Regions from separate parts of the Homo sapiens genome. Here region 2 is linked to region 1. A link is a loop called in an ENCODE intact Hi-C map of the cell type or tissue named here. Cell type or tissue: transverse colon. All regions are shown on one strand.

The links. Peaks named below come from ENCODE experiments on the same cell type or tissue, not always from the same donor. Only the 100,000 strongest peaks of a DNase experiment are listed, where the experiment ranks them.
Region 2: it touches region 1 in a loop (6-fold over the local background); 10 of 110 quality-filtered maps call a loop at or near these places.

Annotation. Positions count from the first base shown.
Region 1 is chr18:49,167,621-49,170,120 of GRCh38, forward strand. The region is part of intron 14 of DYM (dymeclin); the gene reads right to left. Among named protein-coding and RNA genes, the nearest start is that of MIR4744, 120 kb to the left of the region's middle. RefSeq lists an enhancer at 1,564-1,623. In transverse colon, no CTCF peak of the experiment used is centred here; a DNase peak (open chromatin) is centred at 1,530.
Region 2 is chr18:49,046,192-49,048,691 of GRCh38, forward strand. All of the region lies in intron 17 of DYM (dymeclin), which reads right to left. DYM-AS1 (DYM antisense RNA 1) reads left to right here. Exons shown (of 5, transcript NR_148999.1): 5 at 1,937-2,283. Among named protein-coding and RNA genes, the nearest start is that of MIR4744, 2.3 kb to the right of the region's middle. RefSeq lists an enhancer at 1-130. In transverse colon, no CTCF peak of the experiment used is centred here; no DNase peak of the experiment used is centred here.

The sequences.
Region 1 (2,500 bases):
TTTGCTTAAAGCTTTGCATTCAACGTACTTACCCCCAGCTTAATGCTAATCAGAATAAGGAATAAAGATATATGATGTTTGTATGTAAATGGATAAATTTGATTTTAAAAATCAGTCTTAAAAATAAAAATGATCTTTAAGTTAGCTTAATATTCACTTAGCTGGGATCTATTTGCTAGAATACTTTTTTAAAATTTGAAAAAGACTAGTTTTTCTTTTTGCATAAGAATGTTCATTACAAATTTAAAAAATGAAAACAGCCAAAACACTAATCAAGAACAGAATGGGTAAATAAACTGTGGGATAGTTATACAAGGAAATATTATACAGCAATTTAAAATTATCTAATGCTACATGTATGAATATGAATAAATCTCAAAAACAATGTTGAGTAAAAAAATAAGCAGGAATCCTTAGAAAATATGAACAAGCTGATTTTATGTTTTTAAAATGAAAAACAATATTACACATCATTTACAGATAAAATATATTAATAACATCAAATATATATGGAAATGATAAATCCTACACTTAGGATAGCCACTGTTCTCTGAGGAAGGAGGAAAAAGGGAGTCCAGCTCTCACATGAGTACTCCCTCTCTCTCTATATATATATATATGGACACATATACAGTATATATAAAATGTTCTTAGGTAACACTGGATACATACATGAGAGAGTGGTATATTGCTCTATTTTTTGTGTATGCAGGAAGTATTATATAACGTTTTAAAAATCTGATAAAAAGAACATGCTATCTTGAAGAAAACAGAGCCCCTGCCAATGACAGCATTTCACAAAAGAAAGCAGCATGTAAACAGAATAAGTGTGGTCAGTCCAAACGGGAACACGCTGAGAAAATCACAAGCTGGTGGAAATGGCTGTAGTGTAGGGTACACAGATGGTGGCAGGAGATGACACCAGAATGAAGACAGTTTGAAGCCAGACTGTGAAGGGCCGCTTTATGGCACATCAAAAGCCCTGGACTTTTATTCTATTCGGAGTGAGAAGCTAATTCTTACAAAATAATGAAAGAGACATGGCTCCCCGCCCCCAAGGAACTCAAGTCTACTGGGATGAGAAAAAAAAAATTTTTACAATACTGAAATCAGAGAATTCCATGGGTCTGAAGAGAGCACTGTGGGAGAACAGGGGGAAGATTAGGTGCATTCCACAGAGGAAATCTATCTTGACTGTGGCCTTGAAGGTTAGAGGACTTGCTATTTGGAAAAGCAAACGGGGAGGAAGAGTAATTCAGAAGGGGGAAAGTGTTTAGAAAGGCACTGGGAGATTTCAAGGAAATACCCATAACTTATAAGGCAAGAATAGAGAAAACTCACAGGGGTGAGAAGTGGCAAGAAATGAAGCCGGTAAGACAAGAGGGGCCAAATAAGAAGGCCACATGGACCATGCTAAGAGGTCTGCATTTCATCTTGCTCAGCCATTGAGACAGACAGTGAGTCAAATATTTACCCAGCGCCTAGTATGTGCCAGGCAATGTGAAAGCAAAAGCAACACAGTTTCTGTCCTGCCTCCCCAGAGGGCGCAGTCAGGTGAAAAAGGACGTGCCTAAATAGACTGGAGGTGAACATGGAATGTTAGGGGAACACAGGTGAGGACTGCTCAACTGCACCTGAAGGGAGAAAGAGGCAATCACTTTGGGAGATGATGCCTGCACTGCTTCTTAAGAAACAATTAGGAGTCAGCTGAGCAAATCAGGCAATCACAAAGGTGAGTTGGGCAGAGAAATACGAGTCCTGTGGGTGGGGGAAACAGCACTGCACGTGCATCAAGTGTTGAGTACACAGCAGAGCACAGCAATGAGGCTGGGTAGCAGTGAGGATGGCTTATCAACTGCCTCATGTCTCTCTCAGACCTTGGACTTCATCCTGAAAGCCAGACGTGTTCTATGAAAGCAGGACTACAATATGAGAAAGTGATCAACGCAAAACTGCTGTGTTTGGTATTGAGGTGTGAGGTGGGAGGCAGGGCTCAGCAGTAAGGATGGCAGATTACTCCTTGTGCCTCTATGTCCTAAGCCTCCTCCCTATGCCCTGCCATCTATGGTGGCCACAGAGTCTCTACCATGGAACTTCAGGGCTCCTAGAACCGAAGGTTGAAAACCACTGACCTGAGCAATGTGGGCCAAGTGTATAAAATTCTACTTGTTTTAGAAAGACTCCTCTGCTCCTGGAGAAAAGGATGGACAGGAGATGACAAGTGAACAAGACTAGAAACAGAACCTTTAGGAAACGTCCATATTATCCAAATAAAGAGATGAGGATGCCTTAAAGCAAATGGGAGCTATGTGGAAGGCAGAGACAGCATGGAGCGGGAAAGAAGGGAATCAGGGCTGACTGAGGTCTCTAACTTGGGAAACACAGTGGCTAGCTGATAAGGTGACTGACATGCTAGGAATACAACAAGTTGAAAGGGAGGGAGAGCGCTCAGGAAGAAAAAGAAATTAATAACAGTAGCAGCAGTTATGAGTTATATATC
Region 2 (2,500 bases), 120 kb before region 1:
GCACACATAGACACACACACCACAGACTCACACACATAACACAAACACAACACAAACATCCATACCCACAACATATACACAGACACAGACAACACACCCAGACATGCGCGCGCACACACACACACACACCAGACACACACAATACACACACACCCAGACATGCACATACAGACAACACAGACATGCACACACACACACACCACAGACAAAACACACAAGACACATACACACACAATACATACAAAACAGATACCCACACACTCACATGCAGACACACCCACACACACACAGACACACACACAGACATACACAGACATGCACATACAGACACACACACACCAGACACACAGACACAACACACACAGACACACACAGTAACAAGAATTTTAAAATAACATTTACAGTGATTAAGACTAAAAGCATCTGGACCAGGTATAGTAGCTCACGCCTGTAATCCCAGCACTGTGAGAGGCCAAGGCAGGAGGATCACTTGAACCCAGGAGTTAAAGACCAGCCTGAGCAACCTAGCAAGACCCTATCTTTACAAAAAATTTAAAAATTAGCCAGATGTGATGGCGCATGTCTGTAGCTACTCAAGAGGCTGAGATGGGAGGATTGCTTGAGCCCAGGAGTTCGAGGCTTCAGTGAGCTAGAATCATGCCAGTCCACTCTAGCCTGGGCCTAAGAGTGATATCCTGTCTCTAAAAATAATTAAACCAAAAAATTAAATTTGAAAAATAAATTTAAGAAAACCAACTAAAAACATCTAAGTGCTGGATCTTCAGAGTTCCAGAATGATCAGAGAGGAGCAGAGTGAAGCAGCAAAGACTTTGTGGCAAGAGTTACATCTTGAACAAGTGTGTAAGAATTCCTAAAACGGAGGGTGTTCTGGCCATTGATGTAACTTCAACACACAGCCCCCATCTGCTATGGCTTCAGTGATCAGCAGCTCCCCACTTTGTGGCTACCAGACTGTTATATAAATAGACGCCAAGCTCTAGCACTACCTAGGCCTAGATCTCCCCACACCCTGCACCCCCACACTGCAGTCCCCTTTTCAAAAACTACTAGTTCTAGTTCAATGAAACCTGTGCCTTTTCAGACCATCAGTGTTTCCTTCCAGCTCTTTGCCATCATCAGCGCAGGCTGGAAGTCTCAGTGTCTGCTGATGATGTTGCTCATGACTGCAATGGAGGGGACAACTTCTTTAGCTGGGCTCTTTGGCCCAGTCTGGCTGACAAAGTTTGATCAGCTCAGGATGTGGCACCACTTCCAGCACTTGCTGACACGAGTCAGAGTTCAATGAGGCCCCAGCTTTATTTTTCTTTCTTTATTCTTTCCCTCCTCTCAGCTGACACCTAAGGCCCCCAGCTTTCTACTCCCTCCTCGTCCACTCCTGAAGTCCCCTTGCACCCCACCTGCCCTGCACAGTGCTCTCTGGGTGTTCCCTAACTGCTGGTGGGGCGGTATCCTAGGGCCTGGAGAGTTTGGGAGCCTCCTCATACACTGTGTTGATTCCAGCCCGACATGGGGTTCTCAGGTATGTGGGTGCTTAGAGGGAAGTCTTTGTCATGGAATCAGGTGTCTAAGAGGTACCAACACGATGATGTTCTTTTCTGTGAAAAATCTGCATTTGTAGCAAGAGGGGGGCAACAAGTAGCTCCCACCGACCCGCGCTCCCCATACATCATGCCGTCTGAAGCTCCCACGGCATCCTGGTCAGTCACCAAATGTCCCGCTGAGGCCAGTGCCAACCCCATGAAGAGAAGGTAACTCGGAGCTCAGAGAGGCTAAGTGCTCGGTTGCAAGGTCATGCAGCCTGCTGGAGTGGAGTCAGGTTTAAAGCCTGGGTCTGACTGTGTGCAAAGTTAGTTTGAAAAGTGACATCAGAGTTCTGGCCACCCTAATGCTTTATCCTTAAATTTGATTCTCTTAGGCTCCACGAAACCCTTCTGGGTGTGAGGTACAGAGCTCAGCACGCTGCTGGTCCTTAAAAAAAGAACCACATGAGGGCAATAATCACGAGAGGACTGTGGTGCTATGTGAAGAAGAAATGAAACTCATCCATGATAATGGAGATGAAAATCCTAGTTCTTAGGACGGCCTCAAACTTTAGAAAACCTCACACGGACTCAGGGAGAAGAGAGGGGCTAGGTGGGTGTGCAGAGTCCCCCAGTGGCTTGTTTTCATTGGAATAATAACATCTTACATTTCGATGTGGTAATGTCGCTGTTAAAACGCACTTCTCATTGTTAGAAATAAAAATGACTCAAAGATGTGAAAGCTTTTCTCCATTCAGTGACTTACATGGGGGTTTTCCCATGAAGGCCTTAGGAGAGGCTGTGAGGCAGCTTATGCAAGGCTGCTTTCCGCATCTCTAAGGAGGGTGGAATGGGAAATAAAACCAATAAACTGTAAACTGCTCTCAGAAGAATTCCTTCCAGCTGAATTACAGAAACTTAGGCAAGGCTGCTACTAAGTTTATGGGCTAGCAGTAAGT